Linked DNA regions of Homo sapiens: region 2 is linked to region 1. Evidence: chromatin loops called from intact Hi-C (ENCODE). Cell type or tissue: PC-9. All regions are shown on one strand. Each heading gives the region's core, and the rest is flanking DNA. Links, peaks and the distances in the headings are about the cores only.

Region 1 (10,467 bases), core at 1,200-9,199:
GGCTAATTTTTGTATTTTTAGTAGACACGGGGTTTCGCCATATTAACTAGGCTGGTCTCGAACTCCTGACTTCAAGTGATCTGCTCGCCTTGGCATCTCAAAGTGCTGGGATTACAGGTGTTAGCCACTGCACCTGGCCGAGTTTTGTGTTTCAAATGCCAGACTTGGGACAGCTGAAGACTCCTCAGGTGATATGGACTACCAATAATACTGATTGGTAGGTAAATTGCGGGGATGGAACTAAGATCTCAAAGCCTGACCTGTAGCTATCTAAGACATTTAGTATCAACTGACTTCTTTCTTCCTTCCCTTCAGGTAACTATTAGGGATTTCCTAGGCCAGTTCTCAAAGAAACACAGCTTATCTTATGACCCAGGACACAGGCACACAGACACACATACGTGACTGAATTAATACTTAGCCTTACACCATTGCACTGTTTTATTTTCTTTCCTTTTCCTTTTCTTTTCTTTTTTTTTTTTTTTTTGAGACGGAGTCTTGCTCTGTGCCCAGCCCAGGCTGGAGTGCAGTGGCGCAATCTTGGCTCACTGCAAACTCTGCCTCCCGGGTTCACGCCATTCTCCTGCCTCAGCCTCCCGAGTAGCTGGGACTACAGGCACCCACCACCACGCCTGGCTAATTTTTTGTATTTTTTTTAGTAGATACAGGGTTTCACTGTGTTAGCCAGGATGGTCTCGATCTCCTGACCTCGTGATGCAACCATCTCGCCCTCCCAAAGTGCTGGGATTACAGGTGTGAGCCACCGCACCCGGACTCTTTTTTTTTTTTTTTTTTTTTTGAGATGGAGTTTCGCTCTTGTTACCCAGGCTGGAGTGCAATGGTGCCATCTCGGCTCACTGCAACCTCCGCCTCCCGGGTTCAAGCAATTCTCCTGCTTCAGCCTTCTGAGTAGCTGGGATTACAGGCATGTGCCACCACGCCCAGCTAATTTTGTATTTTTAGTAGAGACAGGGTTTCTCCATGCTCGTCTCGAACTCCTGACCTCAGGTGATCTGGCCACCTAAGCCTCCCAAAGTGCTGGGATTACAGGCGTGAGTCACCGCGCCTGGCTGTTTTCTTTTCTTTTCTTTGTTTAGAGATAGGGTCTCACTCTGTCACCCAGGCTGGAGTGTAGTGGTAAAATCATAGCTCACTGCAACCTCCAACTCCTGAGCTCAAGAAACCCTCTCTCCTCAGCCTTCCAAGTAGCTAGGACCACAGGTGCACACCACTACACCAAGCTATTTTCACAAATTTTTATACAGACAGCATCTCAGTATGTTGCCCAGGCCGGTTTCAACCCCCTGGGCTCAAACAATCCTCCCACCTTGGCCCCCAAAGTGTTGGGGTTTCAGGCATGAGCCGCTGCGCCCAGCCTTGTTATTTTCTATTCTATTGTTTTGTTTGCTTATCATTCTTGGCTTCCAACAGCAATTTTTAAAAACTGTTTTGGGGTAGAGGGAGTATGGCTAACAGCTGTTTTTTCCTTAAATCTGCGCTGTGGATCTTAGAACCAGATGCCTGTTATTCACTCCCAAGCCTCCTAGGCAACCCGCCAGTGAGATCGTCCCGCCAGTGAGATCGTCCCGCTGTTAGTCTTTGAGTTGATGGCCAGTCAGCCCTGGGTCTTAGTGGGTGGGAATAGAAGTGGGGGATGCAGAGAGAAAGCTCATTAAACATGGCCTTGCCCTAGGATTCAGAATGCAGTGCGCCTGCACTGAATCAACCTGTCAGAGAGGCTGTTCTTTGAAAAGAAGTTTGGGTCTGTCATTTAAAAAAATTAAACAATTTAGAAATGTAGTCCTCTCCTGCTTAACATCAGTAATCTATTACTGAAAATTGGTTGTTCTGCATGAAAATGCTAACCTTCAGCCTATTTATTTTATTTTAAACAGAAAAATTATACTATGTCAACCCCAAACCCTCAATCAATTTCTTAAAAGGTTAACTAAAGCATGGTAAGGTACCTAAATATAATTCTTATAAAACAAAACATCTGGTCAGTTGTGAAATGTTTAAAACATTGCTTCTTGATCACCAAATAATTAATATGGTGAATAACAGATAGGGGCTTTTGTGCAGTAGAAGATTCAAGACCAAGACAAGCTCATGTTTCCCTTTAGGCGGGCTTCCTCCTGAGGGAGGCCCCTGACCTCCCTCTTCTTAGAGCATTTGCTTTAGAAAACTTGTAAATTTTCTCTCTGATACTTCGAGATGCCAATTTTTTTTTTTTTTTTGGTCATTTTACCTTTAGTCGATGCATAATCTTTAAAAAAGCTTTGTCAGTTTTACAACCCAGGAAAGTCTTTCTCCAAGACCTGGGAACTATTTCTTTGAAATGCAATCAGCAGGACATAGCATCCTTATCTCTGTTTCTGTGGGAGGGCAGCAGGAGCCTGACTCCAAATTGCCTTGCTCCAAGTTTCAAGATATCGTGCTCTAAGTTACAAAACTAACTCTTGTCACAAAGCTAGGATACGTTTATTTCTCCTTTTTGTTGATTTTTGAACAATTAGAATTTATTTCTCACAGTTCTGAAGGCTGCGTGTCTGAGAGCAGGGTCCCAGCACAGCCAAGTTCTGGTGAGGACCCTCTTCCAGTGGCAGATGCCCACTTCTGGTGCTATCTCCCATGGAGGACAGCAGAGGCTATAATTCCTTTGGAGAAAGCCTACTAGCAAATACACAATGGAATTTTATTTAGCCTTTCAAAAAAAGGAATTTCTGCCATTTGCGACAACATAGATGAACCTGGAGAACTATGCTAAATGAAAAAAAGCCAGGCAGGGAAGGACACATACTGCAGGATCTCACATGTATGTGGAATCTAAAACAATCAAGCTCATAGAAGTAGAGAATAAAATGGTGGTTACCAGGGGCTGGGAGCGAGGAAATGGGGAAATGTTGGTCAATGGGTACAACATTTCAGTTAGACAGGAGGAATATTTTTTTGAGATCTATTGCACAGTATGAGAACTATAGTTAATAATAATGTACTGTATATTCCAAAAATGCTAAGTGAATACATTTCAAATGCTCTTCCTACCAAAAAAATGATGAGTATTGGCTGGGCATGGTGGCTCACACCTGTTATCCCAGAGTTTTGGGATGCCAAGGCAGGCAGATCACTTGAGGCCAGGAGTTCAAGGCCAGCCTAGGCAACATAGTGAAACCCTGTCTCTATAGAAAATTAAAAAAATTAGACAGACGTGATGGTGTGTGCCTGTAGTCTTAGCTACTCAGGAGGCTGAGGTGGGAGGATGGCTTGAGCCCAGGAGTTCAAAGTTACAGTAAGCTATAATGGTGCCACTGCACTCCAATCTGGGCAACAGAGTGAAAACTTGTCTCTCTAAAAAAATAAAAAAAAAAAAAGATGAGTATTGAGGTAATGGGTATGTTAATTAGCTTGATTTAATAATTTCACATTGTTTACATATATTACAACATCACTCCGTACCCCATAAAGACATCAAATTATAAAAAGCCAACGGCAAACACAAATGGCCTGTGACTTCCCTTATGTCCTTCAGTACTAATTCACCCAATCCTTTAAAACCTATCCCTTCTGGGCCGGGTGCGGTGGCTCATGCCTGCAATCCCAGCACTTTGGGAGGCAGAGGCAGGCAGATCACGAGGTCAGGAGATCGACGTCAACCTGGCTAACACAGTGAAACCCCGTCTCTACTAAAAATACAAAAAATTAGCTGGGCGTGGTGGTGGGCACCTGTAGTCCCAGCTACTCTGGAGGCAGAGGCAGGAGAATCACTTGAACCCGGGAGGCAGAGGTTGCACTGAGCCGAGATCCCGCCACTGCACTCCACCTGGGCGACAGAGAGAGACTCCGCCTCAAAAACAAACAAACAAACAAACAAACAAACAAAACCTATCCCTTCTGATGAGCAGTTTAGTTCATACTTAGTTCTGGCCCTCTCCCCTCCTGCAGTTTAACTTTGCCTAAAGTTTCAACGTTGTTCAGTGCAATTTTTCCTTTGACACCACCAGTGGTCCTGTGTTGCACCCCTTTTGTTTTGTTTCATTTTGTTTTTTTGTCTTTTGGTTTATTTGGTAGAGACAGGGTCTTGCTTTGTTGTCCAGGCTGGCCTTGAACTCCTGGCTTCAAGGGCTCCTCCTGCCTCGGCCTCCCATGGTGCTAGGATTATAGGTATGAGCCACAGCACCTGGCCTATTGCACCCCTTTTGTTGTTGTTTGTTGTTTTTTGGTTTTGAGACAGTGTCTTGTTCTGTTGCCCAGGCTGGAGCACAGTGGCATGATCGTGGCTCACTGCAGCCACTACCTCCTGGCTCAATCGATCCTCCAGCTTTAGCCTCCTGAGTAGCTGGGACTACAGAAGTGTACCACCATGCCTGGCTAGATTTTTGAATTCTTTGTAGAGACAGAGTTTCACCTTGTTTCCTAGGTTGGTCTTGAACTCTTGAGCTGAAGCCATCCAACTGCCTCGGCCTCCCAAAGCGCTGGGATTACAGGCGTGAGCCACCGCACCAAGCCTGTTTCGTGTTTTGTTTTTTAAGACAGGGTCTTACTATGTCACCCAGGCTTGAGGGCAGTGGCGTGATCATGGCTTACTGCAGCTTTGACCTCCCAGGCTCCAGTGATCCTCCCACCTCAGCCTTCTGAGTAGCTGGACTACACACGTGCTCCACCACACCCAGCTAATTTTTGTTCTTTTTTTTTTGAGACAGAGTCTCGCCCTGTCACCCAGGCTGGAGTGCAGTGGTGCAATCTCAGCTCACTGCAACCTCTGCCTCCTGGGCTCAAGCGATTCTCTTACCTCAGCCTCCAGAGTAGCTGGGACTACAAGCTCAGGCCACCACACCCAACTAATTATTTTTATTTTTATTTTTATTTTTTGAGACAGAGTCTCACTCTGTCACCCAGGCTGGAGTGCAGTGGCAACCTCCTCCTCCTGGGTTCAAGCAATTCTCCTGCCTCAGCCTCCTGAGTAACAGGGAATACAGGTGCCCACCACCACGCCTGGCTAATTTTGTATTTTTAGTACAGATGGGGTTTTACCGTGTTGGTCAGGCTGGTCTTGAACTTCTGACCTCAGGTGATCCACCTACCTCAACCTCCCAAAATTCTGGGATTATAGGCGTGAGCCACCACTCCTGGCCAATTTTTTGTATTTTTAGTAAAGATGGGGTTTCACCATGTTGGCCAGGCTGGTCGTGAACTCCTGATCTCAGGTAATCCACCCACCTTGGCCTCCCAAAGTGCTGGGATTACAGGCATGAGCCACTGCACCCAGCCTTAATTTTTGTATTTTTTGTATAGACAGGGTCTCACTATGTTGCTCAGGCTTATTTCAAACACCTGGGTTCAAGTGATCCTCTGGCCTCAGCCTCCCAAAATGCTGGGATTATAGGCGTGAGCCACTGTGCCCAGCCCCTTTTGTTGATCGCGCCACAATTTTCCAAAACGTTCATAGGGACTCTATATTAGCTTTCTAGAGCTGCCATAACAAAGCACCACAAACTGGGTGGGTTAAAAAAACAGAAAATGTATTATCTTACAGTTCTGGAAGTCAGAGGTCCAAAATCAAGGTCTTGGCAGGGCCATGCTCCTTCTGAAGGCTCCAGGGAAGAAATCTGTTCCATGCCTTACTTTTAGCTTCTGGTGTTGCCAGTAAATGCTTGTTGATACAGCACTTTAATCACTGTCTCCATTGCCTCATAGCATTCTTCCTGGGTCTGTCTCCGTGTCTCTTCTCTGCTTCTCATAAGGACAGCAGTCATATTGGATTGAGTCCATACTACTTAATATAGTTTGAATATTTGTCCCCTCCAAATCTCAAATTGAAATGTGACCCCCAGTGTTGGAAGTGGGGCCTAGTAGGAGATGTTTGGGTCATGGGGACAGATCCCTCATGAATGGCTTGATGCCCTCCTTACAGTAATGAATGAGTTCTTGCTCTATTAGTTAATGTGCAATCTGATTGTTAAAATCTCTCGCCATGTGACACACTGGCTCTCCTTGCCTTCCACCATGATTGGAAGCTTCCTGAGGCTTCCCCAGAAACAGACACTGGCACCTTGTTCTGTTAGAAATAAAAGCTCAGAGTCGTAAAGAAAATGAGCACTCAAACACAAGATTTCTCAGCAAGGCAAATTTTCTTCTGCAGAAGGGTGCAGCTTGCGCCAGTCATTATCGCAAGAGCACACCGAGCAGGGTAGGAAAGGGGTTTTTATCTCTAATGCAGTTCCTAGCACTTCTGTGTCCTTTCCCCATTGGCTGGGGTTGGACCTCACAATCTAAGCTAACTCGATTGGCTAAGGTTTAAAATTGAATAGGGTCTATTAGGTGAAGAGTCCGTTACTAGGTGGGAAAAGAGTCTGTTACTAGGCGGGAAGGCATATCTGGACTTGTCTGGGCATGGCAAAGGCAGGAAGGTTGTTTACAGAACAGGTAGCTAGGAGACAAGGAAGTACAAGGAAGTTGGTTTTAAGAAACAAAGAACAGGGAACGAAAGCTTTTTGAAGAGGAATTTATCATCTCTGACACTTCTTGTACAGTCTGCAGAACTGTGAGGCAATTAAACTTCTTTTCTTTGTAAATTACCCAGCCTTAGCTATTCCTTTATACAATGCAAAATGGACCAAATATAGTACTCAAGTATAACCTCATTCTAACTTAAATCTTAATTACATCTGCAAAGACTATTTCCAAGTAAGGTCACATTCACAGGTACCAGGGGTTAGGACTTCAACACATCCTTTGGGGCAGATACAATGTTGAGGATTGCCTCAACAGACTCTGAAGAAATAGCAATAATATTTGGAATAAAAGGCCTTTCTTGCATTTCATTTTTTGAAAAATATTGTATCATGTTTAGGATGTAAAAATTTTGTGACTTTTCTATAGAATTGTTAGCCAGAAATGTTATATTGAGAGATACATATGTTCTATGAAGTTTGAGTTTTAAAAATGAAGAGAAGGCTGGGCATGCCTGTAATCCTAGCATTTTAGGAAGCCAAGGCAGACAGTTTGCTTGAGCCCAGGAGTTCAAGACCAGCCTGGGCAACATAGCAAAATCCTATCTCTACAAAAAATAAACATTTAGCTGGGGCCGGGCACAGTGGCTCATGCCTGTAATCCCAGCACTTTGGGAGGCCAATGCAGGCAGATCACCTGAGGTCAGGAGTTTGAGACCAGCCTGGCCAACATGGCAAAACCCTGTCTCTACTAAAAATATAAAAATTAACTGTGTATGGTGGCGTGCACCTGTAATCCCAGCTACTTGGGAAGCTGAGGTAGGAGAATCATTTGAGCCCGGGAGGCAGAGGCTGCAATGAGCCGAGATTGGGTCACTGCATTCCAGCCTGGGAGACAGAGTGAGACTCAGTCTCAATAATAATAATAATAATAATAATAATAATAATAATAATAATAAAACTAGCTGGGTGTGGTGGCCTTTGCCTGTAGTCTCAGCTACTCAGGAGACTGAGGTGGGAGGATCATTTGAGCTTGGGAGGATGAGGCTGCAGTGAGCCATGATTGAGCCACTGCACTCTGCACTCCAGCCTGGGCAATAGAGCAAGACTGTCTTAAAAAAAAAAAAAAAGAGGTATTTCTCTTTTAGGGGAGAAGGTTTACCTGGGAGGCATTATGCAGGGTGAGCAGTAATCTATCTGGAGGACACACTTGGGTTTGGTGAAGGTGACACTTCTTCAAAGAGAAATCGAGGGTTGTGTCAAAGACAAAACCCAGAGAAGTAGGCAGATTGATTAAAGAACACTTGAGAGGCAAAGATCAGAGGATCTCAGCAGGGTGCTTTTGCCCTAGACTTATATAGAGAGGAGTAAACAAGCTGAAGTGGGGTGATATGCAGTTGGGGTTGTTTTGTATGCAGAACTGTCTGTCACTTAGCTGAACCAGAAATATTATTCTCAGGGAAACAAATTGTTCTAATCTTAGCTAGTCAACTACAGCAAAGAATGGGAAATTGGAGGATTTGTGTTTGGCCTTGTTGCAGATGAACAAGGGAGCCAACCCTGAGAACCGTGGGGTCACAAGAGAGTGGACGGTGAGTTGTACCTATGTCCTATGCAGAAGGATGGTTCTCTGAGCAAGTCTTCTCCAAGAACACAAAAGAATGGGGGATTTTGAAAAACAAAAGGTGGTGGAGGATGGGGGTTGCATGGGGTTCAGGTTGGGGGTGGGGGTACTGGGGGTGCAGGGTGCTTTATCATCGCTGCTTTCTTTTCTTTTTAAATAAATACATTTTCTTTCTGTCTTCTTTATTTTATTTTATTTTATTTTATTTTTTTGAGACAGGGTCTCACTCTGTCGCCCAGGCTGGAGTGCAGTGGCACAATCTCAGCTCACTGCAAGCTCCACCTCCTGGGTTCACACCATTCTCTTGCCTCAGCCTCCCCAGCAGCTGGGACCACAGGTGCCCGCCACCATGCCTGGCTAATTTCTTTTGTATTTTTAGTAGAGACGGGGTTTCACTGTGTTAGCCAGGATGGTCTCGATCTCCTGACCTCGTGATCTGCCCACCTCAGCCTCCCAAAGTGCTGAGATTACAGGCGTGAGCCACCATGCCTGGCCTCTTTCTGTCTTTATTTTATTTTACTTAAATTTTTTTGATTTTGTTTTTGTTTTGTTTTGGAGTTTTTTGCTCTTGTTGCCAGGCTGGAGTGCAATGACACGATCTCGGCTCACTGCAATCTTTGCCCCCTGGGTTCAGGCAATTCTCCTGCCTCAGCCTCCTGAGTAGCTGGGATTACAGGTGTGCGCCACCACGCCCAACTAATTTTGTATTTTTTTAAGTACAGACGGGGTTTCTCCATGTTGGTGAGGCTGGTCTCAAACTCCCGACCTCAGGTGATCTGCCTGCCTTGGCCTCCCAAAGTGCTGGGATTACAGGCATGAGCCACTGCACCCGGCCAAAAAAAAAAAATTTTTTTTTTTTTTGAGACAAAATCTCACTCTGTTGCTGAAGCTGGAGTGCAGTGGTGTGATCTCGGCTTACTGCAACCTCCACCTCCCTGGTTCAAGTGATTCTCCTGCCTCAGCCTCCTGAGTAGCTGGGACTACAGGCACGTGCCATCATGCCCGGCTAATTTTTTTATTTTTAGTAGAGACAGGGTTTCACTATATGGGTCAGGCTGGCCTTGAACTCCTGGCCTCAAGCGATCCACCTGCCTTGGCCTTCCAAAGTGCTGGGGTTACAGGCATGAGCCACAGCACCCGGCCAAACAAATTTTTTTTGAGACAGAGTCTTACTCTGTTGCTCAGACTGGAGTGCAGTGGTGCCATCTCAGCTCACTGCAACCTCTGCCTCCTGGGTTCAAGCAATTCTCCTGCCTCAGCCTTCCAAGTAGCTGGAATTACAGGCGCCCACCACTAAGCCATGATAATTTATTTTATTTTATTTTATTGTTTTAGTAGAGACAGGGTTTCACCATGTTGGCCAGGCTGGTCTCAAACTCCTGACCTCGTGATCCACCTGCCTTGGCCTCCCAAAGTGCAGGGATTACAGGCATGAGCCACCATGCCTGCCTGATTATCACTGCTTTCCAGAGGTGCAGGGTCTCAGATAAAGGTCAACAGTGCTCAGTGGTCAGGAGGAAGAAAGACCTATGTGTCACTGAGCAGAGACTGTAACTTCCTGCCTTCAGTTATTCCCAGTTACTCTTAGAAGTGTTTTATTTATCTTTGCAAAATGGATCTCACAGTCATGGGGTGCCGCTGCCACAGTGGCGGGGCCCACTTAGTGACTGCCAAACTTCAGACTTGAAAGGGTATCCTTTTGTCAGACTCCAGTGGGCTGTGCAAGAAATCCGGGGAAAGTGCAAGTGAGGCCTCTGAGATGCAGGAAGACCAGAATTCCTAGTCCATTTTATTTTTATTTAAAAAAGCAAGAATTTAAACTTTACTGACATTGATTATAGAGTATGCACTGGATTTGTCACTCTGAATCTATGTCACCGTTATGTGTCACCTCCTCGGGGAAGAACAGAAGCGTCACATTGTGGTGACTTTCCTCCCTGAACCCCTTCAGAGTGCAGCATATTACAGGTTAGGAGTGCCTGGTTAAAGGCAGATGGAATGATCTAGTTTCAACTAAACCTATCTTTACACAACAGATAAGTGGCTTTAAAAGACTCCTACAGAGAAACTGCTGGTTTTCAAGATAACTCTAATAATGCATGTGGCGGCAAACAAGGAGCTGTTTGACAACACTGACATCTATTCCTACAGGCGTAGAAGCCCTTTGTCTACTATTTGACAAGAAAATATAATAAAAATCTAACATAGTTTATTAGAAGTTGGTCAAAACATTCAAAATTACCAACACTGTTTGAAATACGGATTTATATTATTGTTACTATGAGCCTCACCCTAATTGTTGTGTATGAAGAGGTTTCATGAAATGTCTGTTCTGGTTATTACAGCCATGTATCCACCAAGATTTGAAATAAACTGAACTTAGAAGCAGTTCTT
Region 2 (10,467 bases), core at 1,553-9,552, 370 kb before region 1:
TTGTGCTTTTTTTTTTTTTAAGTTGCAGGAATGGCTATTACACTAAATTGTGAATTGAACAGACTGAATCCTTTTCCTATTTTAATCCAAAACATTTTGAATTTGGAACAAGATAAGTGGGACCTTGTTGTTCTTGGCGATATGTTTTATGATGAAGACCTTGCAGATAGTCTTCATCAGTGGCTGAAGAAGTGCTTCTGGACCTATAGAACTCGAGTACTGATTGGTGACCCTGGGCGGCCCCAGTTCAGTGGACACAGCATTCAGCATCACCTGCACAAAGTGGTAGAATATTCACTTTTGGAGTCTACTAGGCAGGAAAACAGTGGACTGACAACAAGCACAGTGTGGGGTTTTCAGCCTTGAGTTGTCAAAGTGCTTCCAAGTATGAATATAGTAATGTTTGGATCTGACTCTAAAAGTTTTCTCTATAGGAGATACTCTCCAGTTTAATGAATGTAATTCTTGTTAAATGGAAAATCTTGTTTTTAAAATATGAAGGTTTAGAGTTTTGTTTACTTTTGTCATGTAACTGGTTCTGTATTTCTATGCATGCCAATTATACACATCTCTATCTGCATTTTTTTTTCTATTTTAACCGCTGAAGGAATATGATTATACAATGCCATACTCAATGGTGGCAGCATTTAATTTAAGTAATGGAGAAGAATTAAACATTGTAGCTGGATCTGTTTCTGTAGTCGAGGACAACTGTGATGTAACTTTGAATTAAACAAACAAAACAAAACAGAAGAAGACTATATATATATTTTTTCTTTTTTTAGAGACAGTCTCACTTTGCTCCCAGGCTGGAATGCAGTGGCTATTCAGAGGCTTAATCATTGGGCACTGCAGCCTTGAACTCTGGGCTTTTTTTTTTTTTTGAGATGGAGTCTCAGCTCTGTCGTCCAGGCTGGAGTGCAGTGACTCATGTCTCGGCTCACTGTAGCCTCCACCTCCCCCAATCAAGCGATTGTCCTGTCTCAGCCTCCAGAGTAGCTGGGATTTTAGGTGTGCACCACCATGCCTGGCTAATTTTTGTATTTTTAGTAGAGACGGGGTTTTGCCATGTTGGCCAGGCCGGTCTCAAACTCCTGACCTCAGGTGATCCACCCGCCTTGGCCTCCCAAAGTGCTAGGATTACAGGTGTGAGCCACCACGCCAGCCTGACGATGTTTTTTACTTCTATCACTTCCTTTTGATTTTTTCTTATAGCTTCTATCTCTGCTTACGTCACCCATCATTCTTGCGTGTTGTATGCTTTTCGCATTAGAGCCCTTTGCATGTTAATCAGTTATTTTAAATTTATGATCTGGTAATTCTAAAATGTCTGCCATAACTGAGTCTGGTTCTGATGCTTGTTTTCTTTTCAGACTGTTTTTTTGTCTTTTAGCATGCCTTGTAATTTTTTGTTGATAGCTAGACATGATGTATTGCATAAATAAACAAGTAAACTAAGGTAGCATGAGGTTTTAAAATCTGGGTAGGGCTACTGTTTGCTGTAGAGTAGATATTACAGGCTAAATTTTCCTCTAGTGTCCTGGCTATTGTCTCCTCTGTTATCTTTGAGTTTCCCTAGAGATTCCTTCTTATATAGAGTCTGAAGCTTGCAGTTTTTTTCACCTGTAATTCCCTGTTATTATACAGTAGCCTAACTGATGTGATAAGGTATGGGAGAAGGTATGTTCTATAGTCCTGTGATTAAGTCTCAGTCAGTTAAGTCAGCCTGTGCCCCTGCTGTGACCTTCACAAGTGCTTTCAGCTTTTCTTTTGTCACTTTGGTGAGACAGGAAGGCTAGAGGCAGCTGGAGTTGGGTGCTTCCTTTCCCCCAGGTCAACGAGGCTCTGGTAAAATAGTTTCCCTTGAGAACTGGCTTTTGTTAAGGAGAACTGAACACTTGGGCATATTTCAAAATGGTTACTTTCCCTATCCTCATACCAGAAGAGGGGATTTTTCTCTGATCCTCACCCTGAGAACCTGGTAGGTATCCTGGAGGTAAAACTATGAAAGTGTGGTGTCTCCCCTAGGAGTGGGCCCCCTGGAGTTTGTTTGTTTTAATTTAACAAAGTTTAATTGAGCAAAGAACAATCTGTGAATTGGGCAGCTCCCAAAAGCAGAATAGGTTCAGAGTGACTGCAGGGTTGCCACACCTGGTTAGATAACGTTTATGGACAGATTCCTAGAGCTTTTGATTCTTTTTTTTTTTTTTTTGAGGCAGAGTTTCACTCTTATTGCCCAGGCTGGAGTGCAATGGCGTGATCTTGGCTCACTGCAACCTCCACCTCCTGGGTTAAAGTGATTCTCCTGCCTCAGCCTCCTGAGTAGCTGGGATTACAGGTATACACCACCAAACCCAGCTGGGATTACAGGCATGCACCACCATGCCCAGCTAATTTTTGTATTTTTAGTAAAGACAGGGCTTCGCCATGTTGGCCAGGCTGGTCTCGAACTCCTGACCTCAGGTGATCCACCTGCCTCAGCCTCCCCAAGTGCTGGGATTACACGTGTGAGCCACTGTGCCAGGCTGGAGCTTTTGATTCTTAAGTCCATCCACATGGAGCCTCCAGCAACTCAGGAATTACAGCATAAATGTTCCTATTGGTACTGGCTCCAGCAACAGGCTTCTGCTCCCTGTAAGCTATGGTTCTTTGTATTTGCGTTTCTAATTTGTGAGGCATTCTCTCTTTAACCTTAATTCTCTAATGGATCTAAGTGTTGTTGACTTTTCAGTTTATTGAGCTTTTTTCTTATTGTGAGGATGGGAATGATGACTTCCAATCTCTTTATATTAGAAAATATAAATCAGACTAGAGACTGGAAATTTTTGTTGTTGTTGTTGGGTGTTTTGTTTTGTTTGTTTTTAGACAGGTCTTGCTCTCTCATCCAGGCTGGAGTTCAGCAATGCGACCGTGCTCACTGCAGCCTCGACTTTCTAGGCTCAGGTAATCCTCCCACTTCAGCCTCCTTAGTAGCTAGGACTGTAGGCATGCACCACCATGATGCCTGGCTAGTTTTTTTATTTTGTATTTTTTGTAGACATGGAGTCTTGCTACATTGGCCAGGCTGGGTATTACTGGGTATTTCTTTCTTTCCTCCTTTATTTCTTTCCATATTTACTTATTCAATGAATATTTGAGTGCTTATTATATACCAGGCACTGTTCTAGGCACTGGGGATATGGGGATACAGCAATGAAAAAAAAAGATAAATACTTTGTCCTTATGAAATTTGTATTCTAGAGTAGGGAGACATAATGAACAAATGAAAACAGGCATCAGATGGTGATAGGTAGTAAGGAGAAAAAGAAGTAAGGGTAATAGGGAATACTGGGTACTGGATGGGGTACAGATATTTTAAACAGAGTGGTGAGAAATAGTTAATACAGCTAGCAACATAAAAAAGGAGAAATATCAAACTGCAAACTGTTTTAGGAAGATAAATCCTTCATAGACCCAAAGAAGCTCACAATTTAGATGTCGAAACTAGTTTCTGCAAAAAGGGGAAAATGTGATTGACTTGGTTAAATATTCAGTATTAAATTTTATTGAATTTGTCTTTAGAAAAATTTCATAGTTAGAACAGGCCTTACCCATTTTGCACATATATACATATGCACCACCTTTGCAGTGGCAACATATATATCCACACTATAAACATACCACATTTATAAATCTTGTAAGGACAAGAAATGGAGTTGAATAAGTACCCCCCAACATATACAAGAAAGTTAGCATACTTACCCCGTTTTTCACTACATCAGAGGCAAAATAAGAAATCTTTTAAGAAAATCTCAAGACTGGCTCATGGCAAAATGAATATGCTAAATTTGGGGGTTGGTTTAAGCGTGGTATGTGTCAGGTAATTTTGTGATTACCAAAAAGTTTTCACTTGAAAACTAAGACCTTTGCTGTTTATTTCACAATGTGAAATCAATAAACCTGAGGATACAAGTCTCTGTAGTGATATTCTGTATTTACTCATTTTTACACATTTTTGAATGCAATTTTGCTAAGGAAGGAAAGCTTACAGATGCATAAAATGTAACTGGGAAGAGTAGCCATAAAAATCAATGAATGGATGTGGCTGGGCAAGAGCCTCTGTAATACTAATACGCTGAATGGCTAATAAGTCACTTCATTTCGGTGAAACAAATACCTAAATTCTTTGAAGAATTAACAGGCTTGATGTTCAGGTCTGCTTTTGGCAAATGGGCATTTAAATACTCCAAGAAGGTAAGAGCCAGAAAATAGGAAGGTAACTATGCTTTTAGAAATATGTTTACTTAGATTCTCCCAAGGTTTATACTTACAGGTAAACTTAGAACAATAGCTCAAATACCTACATAGGAGAAGGAAATCTCAAGGGAAAACAGTTAATTTTAAAGTTATTTAAGAAACAGAATCCAACACCATAGATCAGAGTTCATGCTAGGATTATCATTTCAAAAATAATGACTCATCCAACAGATATAGAATAATAGCACTTTAAAGATGTTTAAGAGTAAAGCACAAACCATGTATATACCAAGACTTAGCTAATTCTCTGAGAGTTATAACTTAAGACAATAAAATAATTAAAAATAGTGTTAACATTAAGTAGAATGCAAATCTCTATAGATGGTTTCCTGGGAAAGTAGTTTTGATAAGCTTTCCTAGCATTGATCATCTTCAAAAAAGCATCAATAAACAGTCCATGTCACTTGCTTTAGTTTGTTTGGGCCTACTAATTGCTCCAACACTTCTCGGGAATGATCTATAAAAGAAAACAATGACAATATATTAATTGACAATAAAAAATGTTTAATGTTTCCTCATGTCTAACTGGAGGTGATGTTAATTATTATACAGTTATTTAAAGGATTAAAGGAGGTGATCTATAAAGCACAATATACAACTAACTCACTAATAATTAATTAATGGTAGCCCTCACTATTATTAGGTGTAGTGCACCTATCATGGTATTACTTGTTTAAAAAAAAAAAACAGGCATTTGTTGTTTTCTCTGTAATTTCATCATAATTCCACCAACCAGAGTAATGGTCTAATTTCACCATTAACCTGTGTTAATGGTTAATAACTTTTTTCAGGATCTTAGCCGGAAATAGATGATTCACTAAAGTGGGGTGACTGAACAGCATTTAATGAAGGGAATATTTACCAAAAAAGTAGGATTAAAGAAAGCCAATAGGTACGGTAAACCACCTTGGGAAGCTGCAACACACCCAAAGGGTTAAAGGAGGTAGTAGTCACCGAACGTGACAAGTTGACCTGTAGCTGAACATTTTTCCATGTCTGTATAATACTACTATAAAGCATGATTTTAAATAGATAACCATTATATAAATACACTGTAATTTAACCAATCTATATTATTGGACATTTAGATGTTTTCAGTTTTTCACAATGTACAGTCGTGATTTTGATATGGTTTCCATCCTAGTTTTAGGATGTCTTTTAAAAATCTGAATTAAAGCAAAAATACTGATAAAATTTTGTTAGTTTAAATATTACTCATAAGTTTAATAAACTTGTTTCCATAGATACAACCTATGTTTTATGTACAACATATCTCTAACCTAGTCTTGGAAATCCTGTAATTTGGTGGTTCCTAGACAGATTTCACAGACCAGTAGAAAAAAAAAAAAAGATGGGCCCAACATATACAGTGACAAAATTTTATTTTAAGTTTAACAAAATTAAGCAAAAATACCAAGGTTTATTGCCAGCAAGAGAACCAGAGAGTGTATAGAAATGAAAAGTTATTATCATTGGGAAAACAAAGGTTTACAATTTTTTAAAAAAGCAGCTAGTAAGATAAATGCAGTTTTATTCATGGTCATAAAAATATTATTGGTTATTGTAGAGGAAATCTCAATCAAAGATAGATTCAAATTATGTTGAAAGTAAAAGAATGGACAAAGACATACCATTTAAATGGCAACCATGACAAAGCTGGGTGGCTATAGAAGAAGGGGGAAACACTTTCCAACTCTTTCTGTGAGGCCAGTGTTACCCTGATACCAAAGCCAGACAAAGACATCACATGAAAAAGAAAACTGCAGACAAGGATCTTTTATTAATGTAGACTAAAAAATGCTCAACAAAACACCAGCACACCAAATCCAGCCACTAGAAGAAAGGATTACATACCATGACCAACTGAGATTTATCATAGGAATGCAAGGTTACTTTAACATCTGAAAATCAATTAGTATAATATACTGTGTTAATGTCCTATTGCTGCTGTAACAAATTACCACAAATTTAGTGGCTTAAAGCAACAAATTTGTTATTGTACAGTTTTGAAGGTCAGAATTCCAAAATGGGTCTCACTGGGCTAAAATCAGGTGTGGGCAGGTCTGCGTTACTTTTTAGAGGAAAGTCTTATCTTTTTTTTTTTTTGGAGGCTCTACAGGGGAATCTACTTCCTTTACTTTTCTAGCTTCTAGAAACTACCACATTCCTTGCATTCCTTCCTGCTTATTTAAAGTGAACAACATTGGGCTGGGTGCGGTGGCTCACGCCTGCAATCCCAGCACTTTGGGAGGCTGAGGCGGGCAGATCATGAGGTCAGGAGTTTGAGACCAGCCTGGCCAACATAGTGAAACCCCCATCTCTACTAAAAATACAAAAATTAGCCGAGCACTGTGGCATGCACCTGTAGTCCCAGCTACCTGGGAGGCTGAGGTGGGAGAATTGCTTGAACCAGGGAGGCGGAGATTGCAGTAAGCCAAGACCATGCCATCGTACTCTTGCCTGGGTGACAGAGTGAGACTCCATCTCAAAAAAAAAAAAAAGTGGGCATCATTGAGCACAGTCCTTCTCAAGCTGCCATCTCTATGGTCCTCTCTCCTTCTACTTTTAAGGACCCTTATGATTATTTTGGGCCTACATAGATAATACAGAATGATCTCCCTACTTAAAAATCAACTGATTAGCAACTTTAATTCCATTGGCAACCTTATGTAACATAACATACTCACATTTTGGGCATTAGAACGTGGATATCATTGGGTGGGTGAGAGCATTATTCAGCTTACCACCTACACCATTCTAATAGAACAAAGAACTAAAACCACATGATCATCTCAATAGACAAAGAAACACCAATTGGCTGGGTACGGTGGCTCATGCCTGTAATTCCAGCACTTTGGGAGGCTGAGGGCGGATCACCTGAGGTCAAGAGTTCAAGACCAGCCTGGCTAAGATGGGAAAACCCCGTCTCTACTAAAAATACAAAAAAAAAAATTAGCCATGCATGGTGGTGGGTGCTTGTAATCCCAGCTACTCAGGAGACCGAGGCAGGGGAATCGCTTGAATCCAGGAGGCAGAGATTGCAGTGAGCTGAGATGGTGCCACTGTACTCCAGCCTGGGCAACACAGCAAGACCCAGTGTCAAAAAAAAAAAAAAAGAAACACCAGTTGACAAAAACCAATGCTCATTCAACCAACTAGGAATAGAAGATAACTTCCTCAACCTGATAAAGGGCGTCTATGAAAAACCCATAGATGGCAGGATGCAGTGGCTCATGTCTGTAATCCCAGCATTTTGGGAGGCCAAGGCGGGAGGATCACTTGAGCCCAGGAGTTCAAGACCAGCCTGGGAAATATAGTGAGACCCTGTCTCTGCGAAAGAAATTTAAAAATTAGCTGAGTGTGGTGGCACATGCCTGTAGTCCCAATTACTTGGGAGGCTGAGGTAGGAGGATCCAATTGAGCCTGGGAGGCAGAGGTTGCAGTGAGTGTGTTCACACCACTGCACTCCAGCCTGAGCAACAGAGCAAGACCCTGTCTCAAAAACAAACAAGAAAAACCTATAGCTAATAGTGAAAAATTAAATGTTTTCTCCCTAGGATCAAGACAAGGATATCCACACTTTTTTTTTTTTTTGAGACAGAGTCTCACCCTTTGCCCAGGCTGGAGTTCAATGATGTGATCTTGGCTCACTGCAACCCTGGCTTCCAGGCTCAAGTGATTCTCCTGCCTCAGCCTCCCGAGTAGCTGGGATTACAGGCGCCCGCAACCACGCCCAGCTAATTTTTTGTATTTTTAGTGGAGACGGGGTTTAACCATGCTGGCCAGGCTGGTCTTGAACTCCTGACCTCAGCAGTTTGAGACCTGATCCACCTGCCTTGGCCTCCCAAAGTGCTGGGGTTACAGGCGTGAGCCACCGTTACCCGCCAGGATGTCCACTCTTGCCATTTCTATCCAACATAGAAATGGCATGTACCAGAGGTTCCAGCCATGGAAATTAGGCAAGAAAAAGAAAAGGCATTCAGGTTAGAAGGAAGAAGTAAAACTATCTATTTGTAGATGTTATACTGTGTATACAATATCCCAAGGAATTCACTAAAAAAATAGAATAAATGAGTTCAGCAAGGTACAAGAACAATATATAAAAATCAAATGTATTTCTATACATCAACAATGAATAATCCAAAAATGAACTAGAAAATAACTCCATTTATGTTACCATCAAAAAGAATAGAATACTTAGGAATAAATCAAATGAAAGTGAAAAACTTATACTCTGAAAACTATAAGACTTTATTGAAAGAAATTAAAGACCTAAATAAAGAAATCCAAACCAGAAGGCTTAATATTATTAAGATAGCAATATTTCCCAAATTACCTATAGATTCAATGAAATTCATATCAAAATACAAGCTGGCTTTTTATTTTTTGCAGAAATCAATAAGATGGGGCCTGGTAAGGTGGCTCACACCTGTAATCTCAGCACTTTGGGAGGCCAAGGCAGGTGGATCGCTTGAGTTCAGGAGTTTGAGACTAGCCTGGGCAACATGGCGAAACCCCGTCTCTACTAAAAATGCAAAAATTAGCCAGAATTTGGCCCCCCCAGCTAATTTTTTTGTATTTTTAGTAGAGATGGGGTTTCACCATGTTAGCCAGGATGGTCTCGATCTCCTGACCTCGTGATCTGCCCGCCTTGGCCTCCCAAAGTGCTGCAATTACAGGTGTGAGCCACCGCGCCTGGCCAACACTTCCCAATTTCATTTTAGCTGGTGTGTCTACAATCATTTTGGCATTTTTCCAAGTTGTGAATATGTTATCAAACATATATAAAATTTGTCTTCTGTCTACATTTGTCACTATTCTGTTTTGAATTCACTATTGCACATTATAGGAAGATGCTTTTCCCTCCAATAGTAAGCATGTAACATTTTTATGTAATTAAAAATTTTTGATGCCAGATGGCAGTGTTATATTACAGTCTCCTTAGGCAGCTTCTTCCCATGAAGATAGAGTATTTAGGACTGTGGGTTTAAATAAGAATATTCAATGCCTTTATTATGCTACAGGGAAAAACTATGGGGTCGCTAAGTATTTCATAATCTCTTGGCAGAACATTTTATAGAAACACATACTCTCTTGGCCGGGCGCGGCGGCTCACACCTGTAATCCCAGCACTTTGGGAGGACGAGACGGGCGGATCACGAGGTCAGGAGATCGAGACTATCCTGGCTAACATGGTGAAACCCCGCCTCTACTAAAAAATACAAAAAAATTAGCTGGGCGTAGTGGCGTGCACCTGTAGTCCCAACTACTCGGGAGGCTGAGGCAGGAGAATGGCGTGAACCTGGGAGGCGGAGCTTGCAGTGAGCCGAGATCGCGCCACTGCACTCCAGCCTGGGTGACTGAGCGAGACTCCGTCTCAAAAAAAAGAAAAAGAAAAAGAATCACATACTCTCCAGACTGAAAAAGGGCTAACGGGTCATTTATGCTAATCACCCGACTGATGCTTGATGTCACCTTCCTATTTGTTTCTCTATCCTAGTAACAGTTAAGCCACTTTACATTAAAGGCTCAGGAAGGAATTATAGATTGTGGTTCAGATGACTTAGGTTTTACTTCCAGTTCTATCAACTATTTCTAAGATGTGGGGCAAGCCACTTAAATCAATTGTATCTCTGTTCCCTTATCTTTAAAATGAGGGAGTTGTATAGATGACCTTGTTGGGGCTCAGAAAAGGATTCCCCAAAGTATGGCACTTTGGCATGCTGAGTACTTTGAACTAAAGGACATTGGAAGGCCTCAGAATCCACCTCAGAACCAAGGTCTCTGACCTTCTCCTGCCCTCCTATCTCTTACCCTTCATTCTCCGCAAGTGAGTCACAGAAACCAGGATTCCTCTTCCCCAAGGTGGGTCACAGAAACTAGAACCCTTTTCCCCAAAGGAAGACATAAAACCTACAAATATTACTCTAAACTTCCCCAGCCTTTCTGCCTAGGAGCTGGCCATAAAGAAATTCTCTGATGTACCCTTGTCAGATAGGAGATCATAAGGCCCTCATTCCAGAGTGGCCCCGCCCTATACCCTGGAAAAAGGAAGGTCACACAGAAAGGCCAAGAAGAATCTGAACAGGCCTTGCTGGGTTTCTCCACTCTTACTATTAGTTCATTCTCTTTTCCAGTCACATCTCTACATGGCTGTCCATGCTTCATAAG

The links. Hi-C counts contacts between places; a loop is a spot of excess contacts. Peaks named below come from ENCODE experiments on the same cell type or tissue, not always from the same donor. Only the 100,000 strongest peaks of a DNase experiment are listed, where the experiment ranks them.
Region 2: a loop joins it to region 1, with 5 times the contacts of the local background. A loop is called at or near these places in 11 of 110 quality-filtered maps.

The regions. Positions count from the first base shown.
Region 1 is chr12:32,037,990-32,048,456 of GRCh38, forward strand. No RefSeq gene overlaps it. Among named protein-coding and RNA genes, the nearest start is that of BICD1, 64 kb to the right of the region's middle. RefSeq lists a silencer at 5,873-6,073. In PC-9, for the core only: no CTCF peak of the experiment used is centred there; no DNase peak of the experiment used is centred there.
Region 2 is chr12:31,667,625-31,678,091 of GRCh38, forward strand. It overlaps ETFBKMT (electron transfer flavoprotein subunit beta lysine methyltransferase), which reads left to right. Exons shown (of 4, transcript NM_001135863.2): 4 at 23-5,490. The coding sequence ends at 366. AMN1 (antagonist of mitotic exit network 1 homolog) reads right to left here. Exons shown (of 7, transcript NM_001113402.2): 7 at 3,518-4,753. The coding sequence ends at 4,680. Among named protein-coding and RNA genes, the nearest start is that of ETFBKMT, 13 kb to the left of the region's middle. In PC-9, for the core only: no CTCF peak of the experiment used is centred there; no DNase peak of the experiment used is centred there.